Regions from separate parts of the Homo sapiens genome. Here region 2 is linked to region 1. A link is a loop called in an ENCODE intact Hi-C map of the cell type or tissue named here. Cell type or tissue: MCF 10A. All regions are shown on one strand. Links, peaks and the distances in the headings refer to the core of each region. The heading gives the core; the rest is flanking DNA. Region 1 has its middle 170 kb from the start of POF1B. Region 2 overlaps APOOL (apolipoprotein O like).

What was found. Peaks named below come from ENCODE experiments on the same cell type or tissue, not always from the same donor. Only the 100,000 strongest peaks of a DNase experiment are listed, where the experiment ranks them.
Region 2: a loop joins it to region 1, with 7 times the contacts of the local background. A loop is called at or near these places in 16 of 110 quality-filtered maps.

The regions. Positions count from the first base shown.
Region 1 is chrX:85,541,177-85,549,524 of GRCh38, forward strand. No RefSeq gene overlaps it. Among named protein-coding and RNA genes, the nearest start is that of POF1B, 170 kb to the left of the region's middle. In MCF 10A, for the core only: CTCF peaks have their summits at 3,613 and 3,835; no DNase peak of the experiment used is centred there.
Region 2 is chrX:85,080,526-85,088,873 of GRCh38, forward strand. It overlaps APOOL (apolipoprotein O like), which reads left to right. Exons shown (of 9, transcript NM_198450.6): 9 at 7,065-8,348. The coding sequence ends at 7,153. Among named protein-coding and RNA genes, the nearest start is that of APOOL, 81 kb to the left of the region's middle. In MCF 10A, for the core only: a CTCF peak has its summit at 4,468 (motif pointing right); no DNase peak of the experiment used is centred there.

The DNA of each region.
Region 1 (8,348 bases), core at 290-8,289:
TGGCACGCGCACGTAGTCCCAGCTACTCCGGAGGCTGAGGCAGGAGAATCGCTTGAACCCAGGAGGCGGAGATTGCAGCCAGACGAGATCGCGCCACTGCACTCCAGCCTGGGTGTTGGAGTGAGACTCCGTCTCAAAACAAAGAAACAAACAAAAAATCTCATGTACCTCATAAATATATATGTACCCACAAAATTTAAAATTCAAAATTTTTAAAATACAAACATAAAAATCAATAATCTCAAACTCTTTCAGGGGGTTTTCCACTAATAACACCCGTAAATATCTATAAATTAGATAATAGGTATAAAGCAGCTATTGACAAGAGTGGCATACAGTAGGTACCCCAATATATTTATTCCCTCTGTTTCTTTAATGAGGGTCCCCATAGTATAAGCAATTATTATCTATATTTAAAAATAAAAGTAAAGAAATAAGTTTAACGTGCTATATTAAATGGAAAGGCTTATCAAAATGAGTCCAGGTAAAAATGTGCTTTTTACTTCTTTCTCCACCTCCCCTTCTCAAAAATTTTCACATTAATAGTGTAATGATAATATTTAATGAGAATGTGCTTCCTATGTGATGTTCATGTTAAAACAACGACATTCAGCTATTTTTTTTTGTTTAAAAATGCGCAGGCCAGAAATGTAAATTCTTACTATTATTATGTTTAACACTTAAAGTAAATAATTATCTACTGAAGGCTGACAATTTTCACAGTTCTTAACACCTGGCCAAAACAGTATAGCGTCTGCACTAAGCTCCACATGATAGCAATTGGCCTAAATCTTATTCCCTCTGGGTTACATTTTCATTGTGAACTTTCAGAGAATAAACAGATTCATAATACTATGAAATAAATGAGGCTTTACCACTTTAAACAGAATAGTCAGTTGTGCATGTTTGTAAAAATTCTGATAGAACACTCGCATGAAATATTACACTGTTTCTAATAACAGGAAGAATTGTATAGATACTTCACTCCATTACATTTTATAATTCAGGGCAATTTCAAGAATTGGTCTGGAACCAAAGGTTTTAAGTAAAGGAGTTAGAGGAACACAAGATCAAAAAAACCCTGTATTCTAATTAAATCATTATAGTGGTTTCTATAATGGTGAACTGAAATAAATGATATGCAACGCCTCTAAAACACCTGATGCTTATCATATGGGCTCAGTGGATTATTCACAAAAGTGTCTGAGAACAGAGCTTACATTTTCCAAATAATTCAAAATGCTTAGGAAGAAAAGATGGCATTCTCCCCAGTTTTACAGAGTTTAATGCTTCTGTTTACTGGTATAAAAGAAAGTGTTAGGGTCTCATAGGTGCTGACAAATTATGTCCTTATGGCTCCTCTTATTATGTGAAAAAGCTTTAGTGATTTCTCACAAAATAAGGTGAGCTACAGAGTCTAAATATCTTCGAGTGCCTAAACTTGTTTGATTAAAAAATTGAATCAGTGAAACTGAAACCGTCTTTGCAAAGATTATAACTGAGAAAATTATTACAGTGGAAGAGGTCTGACCTAACCCACTCCGTCTTGCTTCTAACCTCCAAGCTATCTTTGTTCATTCCTAGGCATAATCAAACTAACTTTGGGAAGAACTTAGTTTATAGTTTAGCTTTCATACAAAGACTATAAGAGCCCTTTCACAAAACAAACCCTTTTCCTGGCTGGGGACTAGACTGCCTTTGCAGGACTAACAAATTAGCCACAAGATTAGAAATTATGGTTTAGCAATCATGCAACTGGAGGCTACAAGATTCTAATCCTCCTCCCCCAGATTTCTTCTGGGGATAATATCACTATTGTAAAACCTAAGATCAGGGCTTGAGATATTTTGCAGCCTCTACACACAATGGATCAGCTGGTACCACGCAGATCGATAAACTGGCTCACCTGGGTCTTGTGGCCCCAACCCAGGAACTGATTCAGGATAAGAGGATAGCTTCCACTCCCTATGATTTCATCTCTGACCCAACCAATCAGCACTCCTGATTCACTGGCCCCCTACCCGCCAAGTTATCCTTAAAATCTCTGGTCCCCAAATTCTTGCGAGACTGATACGAGTAATAATAAAACTGGTCTGCCACACAGCCAGCTCTGCATGAGTTACTCTTTCTGTATTGCAATCCCCTGTCTTGGTAAATCGGCTCTGTATAGGCAGCAGGCAAGGTGAGGCCATTGGGCATTTACAAAGCAACTGGTTTTTGGCAGAGGAGTAACTAGTTGATTTTTTTTTTTTTTTTTTGAGACGGAGTCTAGCTTTGTCGCCCAGGCTGGAGTGCAGTGGTGTGATCTCGGCTCACTGCAAGCTCCGCCTCCCGGGTTCACACCATTCTCCTGCCTCAGCCTCCCTAGTGGCTGAGACTACAGGCGCCCGCCACTAGGCCCGGCTAATTTTTTGTATTTTTAGTAGAGACGGGGTTTCACCGTGTTAGCCAGGATGGTCTCGATCTTCTGACCTCGTGATCCGCCCGCCTCGGCCTCCCAATTAGTTGGTTTTAATAAACTGTATAAACTCATTCTCTCATTTTTCTTCTCGAAATGAGTATATATTTGCAGATAGGAACGAATCTACTTATAATTTTGTGTGTGTACCTTATTGAGACACGGACAGGATTTTGATGGGCTATGATTATTTTAAAAGGTATATGCTTTAAACATTGGCTTTTTAAAGGCTTCACTAGATTATTTTGACATGATTCGCCTTCTACTGCTTCCATGAAGCCACGTTATTTTAGTTCTTTCTAGGGAGGACAAAAACAGTTTAACATTTAAATGCTGACAAACACTGGAACAAAATAATAAGCCATATAGTGTCTCTCCACTTCCTCCAGTCTGGTCCAACTCAGATGTCCCTAGGACCATATGTGTATAATTTTAGAACTGCTTTGGGAAATTCGGTTTCCAAGAATAAGAATAAAAATAAAGTGGGAAGAATGAGACTAGTTATAACTTATGACCTTATTATAATATATCTCTGCCAAAAATATCTTCAGAAGCACAATCACTTCACTTCTATTATTACATTATCACACAAACTAAGTGCATTCTAAATCTCAAAGGTTGTTTTTTTTTTTTTTCTCACATGGTTCATTTCCATGTAAATCTCACAATTTTTAAAGTTTGTTCCTAGGAATAACAATATAATAAACAGGCTAACTTTTTGTTAGAAATTTAACATAAAAAATGACTTGTTTATTTCTCAGGGCAACACAAAACTGCCAAGGTTTGTGACCCACATGTGTTATTTCTTCTATTCAGAGCAATGCTAATGATTTGAATGTACCCTTTTCAATATGCCACAAAGTATCCTTTTGGGAGTTACTTGAGCAATATTCTAAGGACTCTTTTCTCTATAAAGAGTCAGGAGTGTTCATTTAGATCCATGTTTTCTCTGAAAAGTATTTTCCTGGCATTTCCATGTATAAAACAACCCTGAAGTCAGAGAAAAGAGATTTGATATGGTATAGTTTGTTGCACTTCAAGTGAGAAATGTCGATGTTTTAACAAATTAGTCTTTTAACCTTAACTCCTTTTAAAATCCTAAAACTTTGGACATTTGTTCAAGCTTTGACTCATTCATTTATCCTTTCGTTTTTTAGTAAATTTAGGGGCGAAAATTATTTTGTTAGAAAATCACTAGCACCATCTACTGTTGCTTTTTGGAACTACCTCAAAATACTTTTTAAAAAATTATATCTACATATTTGAATTTTAAATATTTTTATCTTTTATTATAGATATAGAAGGTACACGTATGGATTTGTTTCATGGGTATGTTGCACTCAGGTATTGAGCATAGTAACCAATAGATAGTTTTAAATCCATTCCTCCCCTCCTCCCTCTAGGAATCTGCAATGTCTATTGTTCCTATGTTTATGTCCGTGGGTGTTCCATGCTTAGCTATCACTTACAAGTAAAAACATGCAGTATTTGGTTTTCAGTTTCTGCATTAATTTCCTTAGGATTACGGTCTCTAGTTCCATCCGTGTTGTTGCAAAGGACATGGTTTCAGTTTTTTTTATGACTGCATACTATTCCATGATGCATATGTACCACACTTTCTTTATCCAATCCACCTAGGTTGATTCCATGTCTTTGCTATCATGAATACTGCAGGAATAAAAATACAAGTGCATGTGTCTTTTTGGTATGATGATCTATTTTCCTTTGGGTATATACCCAGTAATAGGATTGCTGGGTCAAATGGTAATTGTTTTAAGTTCCTTGAGAAATCTCCAAACTGCTTTCCACAGTGGCTAAACTAATTTTTATTCCCACCAGCAGTGTATAAGCACTCCCTTTTCTCTGTAGCTTCACCAGCATCTGTTGTTTTTTGAATTTTTAATAATAGCCATTCTAACTGGTGTGAGATGGTATTTCATTGTATTTTGTATTTGTCTTTTCATGTTTGTTGGCCACATGTATGTCTTCTTTTGAAAAGTGTTTGTTTATGTCCTTTGCCCATTTTTAATGGGGTTATTTGTTTTTGCCTATTGATTTGTTGGAGTTCCTTATAGATCCTGGATATTAGACCTTTGTAGGATGCAGTTCGTGAATATTTTCTTTCATTCAGTGAGTTTTCTATTTACTCTATTGATAGTTTTTTTTTCTGTGAAGGAACTCTTTAGTTTAATTAGGTCGTACTTGTCAAGTTTTGTTTTCTGCAATTGCTTTTAAGAACTTAGCCAAAAGTTCATCACTAAGGCTGATGTCAAGAAGGGTTCCTAGGTTTACTTCTAGGATTCTCATACTTAGAGGTCTTACATTTAAGTCTTCAAATCACATTGACTTAATTTTTATATATGTTTAAAGGCAAGGGTCCAGTTTCAATCTTCTGCATATGGCTATCCAGCTATATCCCAGCACCATTTATTGAATTGAGAATCCTTTCCCCATTGCTTGTTTTTGTTGGCCTTGTCAAAGATCAGATGTTTGTAAGTATGAGGCTTTATTTCTGAGTTTACTATTCTGTTCCATTGGTCTATGTGCCTAGTTTTGTGCTAGTACCATGATGTTTTGGTTACTATAGCCTTATAATATAATTTGAAGTTAGGTAGTGTGATGCCTCTGGCTTTGTTCTTTCTTGCTTAGGATTTCTTTAGCTCTTCAGTTTCTTTTTTGGTTCTATATGAATTTTAGAACTTTTTTTTCTAATTCTCTAAAGAGTGGCAATGTTAGTTTGATAAGAATATTGTTGAATCTGTAAATTGCTTTGGGCAGTATGCCATTTTAACGATATTGATGCATCCAATCTGTAAGCATGAGATGTTTTTTTTCATTTATTTGTGTCATCTCTGTTTTTTTTCTTTTTTTCTTTTCAGCTGTCTTTTGTCATTCTCCTTATAGAGATCTTTCACTTCCTTGGGTAGTTGTATTCCTAGGTATTTCACATACATATATATATGAATATATATATATATATATATATATATATATATATATATATATATATATACCAATTGTATATGGTATATATATAATGTATATATAATGTAATGGTATATATATATATACCAATTGAAAAATGATTGCAAGAGATTTGGACTTTATAATGATTGAAAAAGATTTGGAATCTTACTAAACAAAATTTAAATGTTAAATATTATTATGTGTGCCTTCAAAGTCTGAGTGGGTAAAAACTAATTATGTATTTGGACATTAGGGGTTAGGTAAAAAGAAATAAGTGATAAAAACATTATCACTATCCTCAGGAGTCCTAAGGAACGAAATAAAATCACATTCTCAAAAACCATATAAATGTAATTTTCTGAAGTGGTTTTGAGATTCATGGATGTCATGGACCAGTAAAATATCTCCCCAATTTTAGGGACCAACATAAGGTTGCCAGCTTTTTATTTTGCTTGTTGTAACCATTAAAATTTTAGTTCACTTTTAGGATAATTTCACACACATAAAACTAACACAATTTTAGAATATAAGGCAGTCTATTAAAAAACGTAATACATACTGCGGCCTGCTGGAGGGTGGAGGGTGGGAAGAGGGAGAGGATCAGCAAAAATAACTAAAGGATACTAGGCTTAATACCTGGGTGATGAAATAATCTATGTAACGAACTCCCATGACACACGTTTACCTATGTAAAAATGTAATACATTTAGTGTTATGAAAAATTCAATGTTGTTTTTATTTTTCTCATTTGTCTGGAATGGCACTGGTCAAATAATAAACTGTTACTTGGGAACAACAATTTTACAGCATATCAGATGAAGACTAGATAATGAAGTTTCAAGAAGAAAAAGAGTAGGCCATGGTATTTTAAAGTATTTTAAAGGTATTATAGGAGGACATTATAGAAAGAATGGCTTGCACTCTGTGTTGGTGGGTGGGTGCTATGGAATTGATTAGTTCTCATTCACAACATTTTTTTTCCTGTCACTTAGAAAATTTGGCATCAATTGAGATCTAGAAATACGTAAAGAAAATAAATGGCATTGACAGTTTTATTGGTTACCAGAAGTATTATCACAAAACAAAGAGCATAGTAATAAAGTGATTTATGGGAAAATATTATGTGACTTAGGAGAAATCAAAATGTGTATTCAATTATGCCAAAAATATCCTGAACTAAAGAAGTTCTTCTTTGCTTTTTATTGACACAATTAAAATTTCTGTCAAAGGAAACAAGCATTTCCATGTGGTTTAATTATGTTCTCTAACTAGACTTTCTCTAAATCTTCTGGCATCACTGGACCGTATTCTAATCAGATTCTGTTATGTTATGTTAAATCTGTGGTTCTTTTTAATGCCCTAAAGAATTTGATAAAATAAAAAAGATATTTAAATAAAAAAGGAATTGTAGCTACCTACCCTAGAGAAAAATAATTATGAAGAAGACATAGGATGAAAATATTTGCCAGTCTAATCACTACATGATTTCTAATACATATTTCCAAATGAAGTAATCCACTTCCTATGAAATACCAAAATAAGTTCCCATGGTAAGCAGTCTGAATATGGGGTTTGGCACAAGTAAATTATTTCTCTCCTTACAGTTAATAATTAGTACACGCAGAATGGTTGCAAATTTCCAATTTTCATGGACCTAATAGCAACAAAATTGTAAATTATAGGATTGGAAAAAAACTTGATGAAAGCAAGAAAGCCAATGGTTTAGGGGAAATAATACAGTTCCAATTGAATAACCAATTCTGAATTGTTAAGAGGAAATAATGAGACAATGTTGATCGATAGAAGCTTCTTGTATCAATGGGGCATTGTTGAAAGGAATATTCACTTATAATAATCACGATTTGTTAAATTCTACCTGGTTTTGGAAGAGACCTTCAGAGCAGAACATCAAAAAAGAATAATACTTAGATTAGGGATCCCATAATCACACCATTATATTTATGTACAAATTTACAAATGAGCATTATTTTAAAAAAATATGTACGCAGTTTTAGATCTGGAGTTTCCAATTGTATAGTGGCACACAGAGAGGGTTTTGATAAGACTCAAAGACTGTTTGGGATTAGTCTGTCCATCTTCCTCTTGACTAACTTGAAAAAGAATACAATAATTTCTACCAAGGAGGTGAGATTAAAAAGAATAAATGGAGAGGAGACTTTTTACTGTGAGCCAAGCAGAATGGTAGTAAAGGAGTTCCTGATGTCATTTTTTTTAAATTTCTTATTTTTTGCTAATCACAACAAAACAGGTAAGAATGTAAGAATTCGGTTAGGGAATTCCCCATATTAAACAAGTATGTATTAAGTGAAATTGTGGTTGTTAGGCTGCCTGGTGCATGGTGTGATGTGAGGAATTTGAGAAGGTTTCTCATTCTTTAACTCTCTCCTTTCCTGAAGACTTCTTGTTGGTACCTAAAATTAAATCATTAACAAATCTTTCCTTTAATTAACTAAAGTTCCTGGAGAGCCCTTTCAAATATTAATTTTATGTACTGCTCCTGAGTAAGTGGTAACGCTAACAATATGAATTAATTTTGCCAGTTGTGAAAAGACATGATACTGTAAATAGTAGGTAGCAATGGAGTAGGTGGGGTTGGGGACTTGAAAAGGAGGAAACAGCCCACAAAAAGAAGGAAGACAGAAACAAAATTACATTTCTGACTATTTTACAATTTGGCCTAGGGACAGTTCTTGGTACTAGGTAAACTTCTTAGTGGATTATTTAAATTAGACAGAATGCATGAGGCGATGATTTAAAAACAAACAAAAACTAATTTTATCTTCACATTTTTTAATCTTGTGCAGGTCTTTACCAATTTATTTGATGTAAAATTTGCTGAGTAGAGTAAGAAGCTTTCCTAGTTGATACAAGTTAGTTTATTTGAAAAGGAGGATATTTAACA
Region 2 (8,348 bases), core at 12-8,011, 460 kb before region 1:
TGGAATAAGTATAATGTGGTGCTGAGAAGAATGTATATTCTGTTGATTTGGGGTGGAGAGTTCTGTAGATGTCTATTAGATCTGCTTGGTGCAGAGCTGAGTTCAAGTCCTGGATATCCTTGTTAACCTTCTGTGTCATTGATCTGTCTAATATTGACAGTGGGGTGTTAAAGTCTCCCATTATTATTGTGTGGGAGTCTAAAGTCTCTTTGTAGGTCATTAAGGACTTGCTTTATGAATCTGGGTGCTCCTGTATTGGGTGCATATATATTTAGGATAGTTAGCACTTCTTGTTGAATTGTTCCCTTTACCATTATGTAATGGCCTTCTTTGTCTCTTTTGATGTTTGTTGGTTAAAAGTCTGTTTTATTGGAGACTAGGATTGCAACCCCTGCTTTTTTTTGCTTTCCATCTGCTTGTTAGATCTTCCACCTTCCCTTTATTTTGAGCCTATGTGTGTCTCTGCATGTGAGATCAGTCTCCTGAATCCAGCACACTGATGGGTCTTGACTCTTTATCCAATTTGCCAGTCTGTGTCTTTTAATTGGGGCATTTAGCCCATTTACATTTAAGGTTAATATTGTTATGTGTGAATTTGATCCTGTCGTTATGATGTTAGCTGGTTATTTTGCCCATTAGTTGATGCAGTTTTTTCCTAGCATCGATGGTCTTTACAATTTGGCATGTTTTTGCAGTGGTACCGGTTGTTCCTTTCCATGTTTAGTGCTTCCTTCAGGAGCTCTTTTAAGACAGGCCTGATGTTGACAAAATCTCTCAGCATTTGCTTGTTTGTAAAGGATTTTATTTCTCCTTCACTTATAAAGCTTAGTTTGGCTGGATATGAAATTCTGGGTTGGAAATTCTTTTCTTTAAGAATGTTGAATATCGGCCCCCACTCTCTTCTGGCTTGTAGAGTTTCTGCTGAGAAATCCGCTGTTAGTCTGATAGGCTTCCCTTTGTGGGTAACCTGACCTTTCTCTCTGGCTGCCCTTAACATTTTTTCCTTCATTTCAACTTAGGTGAATCTGACAGTTATGTGTCTTGGGGTTGCTATTCTCGATTAGTATCTTTGTGGTGTTCTCTGTATTTCCTGAATTTGAATGTTGGCCTGCCTTGCTAGGTTGGGGAAGTTCTCCTAGATAATATCCTGCAGAGTGTTTTCCAACTTGGTTCCATTCTCCCCGTCACTTTCAGGTACACCCATCAAACGTAGATTTGGTCTTTTCTCATAGTCCCATATTTCTTGGAGGCTTTCTTCATTTCTTTTTACTCTTTTGTCTCTAAACTTCTCTTCTCACTTTATTTCATTAATTTTTCATTAATTCAGTCACTGATACCCTTTCTTCACTTGATCAAATCAACTGTTGAAGCTTGTGCATGAGTCATGTAGCTCTCGTGCCATGATTTTCAGCTCCATCAGGTCATTTAAGGTCTTCTCTACACTGTTCTAGTTAGCCATTCATCTAATCTGTTTTCAAGGTTTTTAACTTCCTTGCGGTGGGTTCGAACATTCTCCTTTAGCTTGGAGAAGTTTGTTATTACCGACCTTCTGAAGCCTACTTCTGTCAGTTCGTCAAAGTCATTCTCCATCCAGCTTTGTTCCATTGATGGCGAGGAGCTGTGATCCTTTGGAGGAGAAGAGGTGCTCTGGTTTTTAGAATTTTCAGATTTTCTACTCTGGTTTCTCCCCATCTTTGTGGTTTTATCTACCTTTGGTCTTTGATGCTGGTGATCTAGAGATGGGGTTTTGGTGTGGATGTCGTTTTTGTTGATGTTGATGCTATTCCTTTCTGTTTGTTAGTTTTCCTTCTAACACTCAGGACCCTCAGCTGCAGGTATGTTGGAATTTGCTAAAGGTCCACTCCAGACCGTGTTTGCTTGGGTATACCGAGCGGAGGCTGCAGAACAGCAAATATTGCAGAACAGAAAATATTGCTGCCTGATCCTTCTTCTGGAAGCTTTGTCCCAGAGGGGCACCCACATGTATGAGGTGTCCTGACTCACTATTTTTGTATATTCTGCAAGCTAACAGTGACGGTTGAAAAAAAATCAAAGGGATAATATTTCATAGCAAGTGAAAATGACATGAAATTCAGATCTCAATGTCCAGAAATAATGTTTTATTAGAACATACCCACACACATTGATCTATGTATTGTCTACGGCTGCTTTTAAACTACAATGGCAGAGTCGAGCACTTGTGACAGAGACCATATGGTTCACCAAGTCAAAAATATTTACTACTGACCTTTTGCAGAAAAGTTTGCCAATTCCTCTTCTAGAGAGAGGGCATGTGCCACATATGCATGATTCATGTCCCCCTCATGGTAGTTGCCAGATTTTTTGTGGATTCGGAGACTAAATAGCCAAACTCAAAACCTCTTAAGGGCAAAATCGAATTTCCTACAGTTTTTTGGTGCTGTGGAGAGAGAAACTAGTCAGTCTGTCAGTCAGAAGCTTGGGAGTGCCATAGGTGAACTGGGAGGAACCAGAGGTTAACTGACTCTTACTAAAATTAGAACGCAGCCCAGACCCAGCTCAATGCCTGACTAGATTGAGATGATAAGTGTTTCACCCTTTGTAAAGAGAGCAAGGGCACCCCTGTCTGGTGCCCTTTATCTTCTGGAGCTTCTACCTTTCTTTTATACATAATGTCCAGTATACAAACAAACAAAATACTAGTTATGCAAAAAGGCAGGAAGATGTGACTGACAGTCAAAAGAAAAAATACATAAATATAACAATAACAGCAGACCCACAGATGACCTAAATATTGAAGTTAACTGAAAAGGACTTTACAATAACTATAATTAATATATTAAATAGAAAAAAAGATGGACAAAATGGATGAAAAGATGGAGAATGTCACAGGGACTTGGACTCTGTTAAAAAATTCTAGTGGATATTCTAGAAGTGAAAAATACAGTACCCGAAATTAAGAACTCATTGTATGGGTTTAACAGCAGACTATTTACCAGAAAGCACAGAATTAATGAATTCAAAGACAAGTCAATAAAAAATAGCCAAACTGAAGCACACAGAGAAAAAAGGAATGGAAAAGTTTGAGAAAGTACTTTATAGTGACTAGTGTCTTTAAGTATTTGAGTTGCTAAGAAGCTGAATGCTGAATGTCATCCTGATTTTATATACAAGAAACCAAAAGAAAATTTGTAACAATCCTAACTTCACTCAGCAATTTATTAGTTATCTGTCCTTTTTTTTGTAACTAACTTGCTTAAAATATCAATGAGATAACATGTGAACTAAATTATCAGTTATGTGATATTATCAGATATCACATAAGGGCTATTTGAGACTATAATTCATTGCTGTCTTATAACTTTAAACATATTTCTTTCCTATTTGTAATAACACCAACTTTTTGAATAGTCTGCTAAAAAGCTTTAAGCAGAAAATGTTCTTATTAGAGAGCAAACGTATAAAATTGCAAAGGAATGCATCATGATGATTAGGGCATTCAGATTCAAGAAGAGTTTTATGACAGCTTATTCTTTGGGAGTGTAAGAGAGCCCTTAATCCATTCAAGAGATGAAGAAATTTCTTAGAAAGATATAATTCTTAGTTGCTTATAAGAGCATGAGATGAAGCTTTTTTTTTTTTTTTTTTTGAGATGGAGTCTCGCTCTGTCACCCAGGCTGGAGTGCAGTGGTGCGATCTTGGCTCACTGTAACCTCTGCCTCCCGGGTTCAAGCGATTCTCCTGTCTCAGCCTCCCAAGTAACTGAGACTACAGGCACCTGCCACCAAACCCAGCTAATTTTTTGTATTTTTGGTAGAGACGGGCTTTCACTGTGTTAGCCAGGATGGTCTTGATCTCCTAACCTTGTGATCCTCCCACCTCGGCCTCCCAAAGTGCTGGGATTACATGCTTGAGCTACCACGCCTGGCCTTTGAGATGAAGCTTTTCAAAAAGATGAATCAAATGACAGGCTAAGTGGTTCTAAACCAGAGAGATCCATATCACAATTACTTGAGGGTTTTTTTTTTTCTCAAAATCCATAGGTCCAGACTCTACCAAGAATTATAAATCTGAATCTCCAGAGCTGAGGCCTCTAAGCAGGTGGATTTTAGGAAGAGCTTTACAGGGGATTCTGATACATATTACTCTTGCTAATAATCTCTGTTTTAAGTTGTGAATAAATTAAAATCTTGAAGACTTTTAAGAAATTTTGAGGGGTGATCTAAAGGCAAAAGATTCTTTCTAATTCAGGAAATTGGGGTAAGCTGAATCTTTCACCAAACTTTGAACAAGAATATAAATTAAGGAAGTATTTAGAAGTGCTAGAGAACTTAGTCAGTTGATGGACATTGTTAAGCAAATTTGACACACTGAGATTTACGTAAAATAATTATTTGTCACATGCCTACTATATAGTGTTTTCTGCTTGATAAAACTTGTTGCACACTTTTCACTTGTACTGAGCAATGGTTCCCACCAGATGGCAGTAGAGATACAGCAGAACCACCAGTGGATTCCTAACCATTTTTTGTGCTACAGCCTCTTCTCAGAATAATGTTTTCAAATGCAGAAAATAAAATACATAGTAATGTATGAACTTCCTTAAGTGTATTAAACAACAATATCTAACAATAGGTCTAATAACTTTTAATTTTTAAGTAGTGGCGAGTGTGAATATTTTGAGATAATCTGCAACTATAATGTAATAAGATATCTGTGATTTCTGTTGGTGACAAAGAAATCTAAGGTACTGCTGATACTACTGTGTTTTGTTGCCTGTATACATTATTGAAGACAATGTCCATTTAAGTCAGAGGTAAGTGAAAATAATGACAAATTTTCCTCATCCAAGTTAATAGATCACATGAGTTCTATAACATACCCCCAGAGACACGAAGTTAAGAATTTATTCTATGGAGAGCTGCATTACCTGTACCATCATGAATACTAATTACTTATGAATCTGGTTGTTTTGTTAATATATGTGGTGATGAAGTTACACATAGGTGTGTCACACTGTAAAATACGTTTCAGAAAAGATAGGTATAAGATAAATCATTGTATTCCAATTTCTCTCCTTTGTTTTCATTATAAAACTGGAAATTAAATTCTTTTATGCAGAAAAGGTATGGTTCCCAAATGTAATAAAATTAATTTTAAAATGAATCCGATTTTGAACATATTTAAAATAAAAACAAATTTCTGAAAAAATGTTTGTAGTATTATGTCACAAAGTAAATATAAAATAGTTGTCTCTTGCCTACTTACCATGCACAAGGTATTTATATGCATCAGTTTGTGTGCATTATCATGTTTAGTACTAAAACTAGTTGTATGAGATTTTTACTGCTATAAATATCATTTTAAAGAAGAGCCTGGGTTGTTATGTTGTGGTCAGACAAATGTGGATTCATTCCTGGCTCCACCACTTACCAGCTGAATGACTTTGGTCAAGTTAGTTAACCTCTCCAAATTAAAATTTTCTTATCTGTAAAATAAGGACAATGTAAAAATAGTATCTGCTTCATGGTGGGATTATGAGATAATGCATGAAAATAACTTAGCTACTTGCTGGGGACACAGGAAGCTTGTCAAGATCACCAGTGATCCACACATTGCCAAATCCAGGAGTTGATTCTCAATCTCCATCTTATGCAATCCATCAGTAACCTTTGACACAGGTTAAATTCCTTCCTCCTTCAATCTCTTCACTTGGCCTGTGGGATATCTCTTGCTCTTGGTTCTCTTACCTCATTCACTGGCTTTCCACCTTAATCTTCTTTCCTACATTCTCCTAACCCTCTTAACATCTTCTAATCTTAACCCAAAAGACTCATTTGTACTCAGATGTTTAGTAAGCAATTCAAATTTAACACATCCAACACTTAATGATTCGTTTGTTTTCCCCTAAACCTGCTTCTCCCACATTTTCCCCTATCTCAATAAATGTCACCTCCATTCTTCCAGTTTCTCAAGTTGAAGAGTCTCTCTCACAAGACATAGTCAGTCCATTTAGGAAATCTTGTCTATTCTACCTTCAACATTATCCAGAATCTGGTACCTTTTCACCACTTCTACTTCCACCATCCTAACTAAAGCCCTCAGCATGTCTTCTGGAGTATTGTAATTGCTTTCTAACTGGTCTCCCTGCTTCTATCCCTTGTTTCCCTATAGTTTCTTTTCCCCATAGCCAAGAGTGATTTTTTTTTTTTTGAGACGGAGTCTCGCTGTGTCTCCCAGGTTGGAGTGCAGTGGCGCGATCTCGGCTCACTGCAAGCTCCGCTTCCCGGGTTCACGCCATTCTCCTGCCTCAGCCTCCCAAGTAGCTGGGACTACAGGCGCCCGCCAACACGCCCGGCTAATTTTTTGTATTTTTAGTAGAAACGGGGTTTCACCGTGTTAGCCAAGATGGTCTTGATCTCCTGACCTCGTGATCCGCCCGTCTCGGCCTCCCAAAGTGCTAGGATTACAGGCGTGAGCCACCGCGCCCGGCCGAGTGATCTTTTTAAAAACATAGCATCATTCACTCCTCTACTCAAAATTGTCCAGTAGCTTCTCATCTCACTTAAAGCCAAAATCTTTACCATGGCCCTGTGTGACCTAGCTTTCCATTGTCTTTTTGATCACATCTCCTATCATCTCACTGCCTTGCCGCCACCCCTACATACACCACATTTGTCTACTGTGTTTCAACCATATTGGTTCCTCAGACATACCTCAGGTCCATTACACTTGCCGTCTGCTCATCCTGGAAGGCATTGCCTGCTGGTATCTATAGGGTGCACACCCTCACCTCCTTCAGTTCTCGGCTCATGTATCACCTTTCCAGAAGGCTTTCCCTGGCTGCCCTATTTAAAATTACAAATCACCTAAGCACTCCATATATCCTTCCTTGTTTCATTTTTTCACATAGCACTTAACCACCATCTGATATATATTTAATTAGTTTGTCTGTCTCACCTAACTCAAATGTTAGGTCTGTGTCACTAGAGATTTTTATCTGGTTTGTTCGCTGCTGTCTTCCCAGTATCAAAAATAAATTTGTTAAGTGACTAATTTTTCTTTTCATTTTAATACTTTATCAGGTGCAACCCAGTTTATGCCTGACCCCAAGCTCATGGATCACGGGCAGTCCCACCCAGAAGATATAGATATGTACAGCACTAGAAGCTGAAGTAGACTGCATGCAGAGACTACACAGAAAACTACAAGATGTGTGGCGTTGCAAATAATGATGAAAATAAATCATGTAATGGGTAACTGATACATAGAGTATTACCTAAACCAAGTTTCTCCCTTACATTTCCAAATATGCCATTTGATAAATTACATAAGTGGTTAACACACAAACTGTGAATGCAGTGTAAACAATATTAAATGATTGATGAGGAGACTTAGGTAGAAGTATTAGCTTGCATTTGATGACCTTTAAGGGCACTTAAAAAAAAATGAAGACATGAATTCTAGTGAGATTAAAATCTAAAAATACATATATATATATGTATGTATAAATACATACATATTTATACATGTATAAATACGTATTTATACATATATGTATAAATACATATACATATATGTATAAATACATATACATATTTATACATATATGTATAAATACATACATATTTATACATATATGTATAAATACATACATATTTATACATATATGTATAAATACATACATATTTATACATATATATGTATAAATACATACATATTTATACATATAAACATATATTTCTGCTCTAGCTTTCCCAGATTAATGCTAGTTAAATTAGAATGGTGTATGGAAAGGTGTGTTTCCCTCTGTTTTTTTTTTTTTTTTTTTTTTTTTTTTTCCCATTTCCTAGAGCTGGAATAAAATATCCATGTTTTATGGGACTTGAGCTTGGCTTTGTCCCTTGGTTTTGTTAATGTTAATTCCTCTTAAATATCTAAAAACATCTCTACCTATTTGAGAGGGCCATATGCTACACAGGCTTCCTAATACTGCTTAGCAATCCTTCTACTGGTTCCTAAGTGGTTTACTATTGTGTTCCCTGGAAGAGGTATTACAAACGTTTTATTCTTCTCAAGCCTCTTAGAACTGTCAAAGTTGACTGTGCCTCCTATTTCATAGAGAAAAAACTAAATTATTAGATATGACCATTCCCAAAACTTCTTCCCATCTACCTTCAAGACTTACCTCTTTTCAGCCATGCATCCCCCTTTTCTAAGACATGCTTCTCTTTGTGTTCTTGACCTCATTCCTTCCCATCTAAGACCATATTCCACCCTGTTTAATTTCTAGTCTTCGGTTTCTCTTTTTACAGTGAGCAAATTAGAAGAATAGGTTAGAAGAATAGGGTAGTAGATACTGTAGTTTC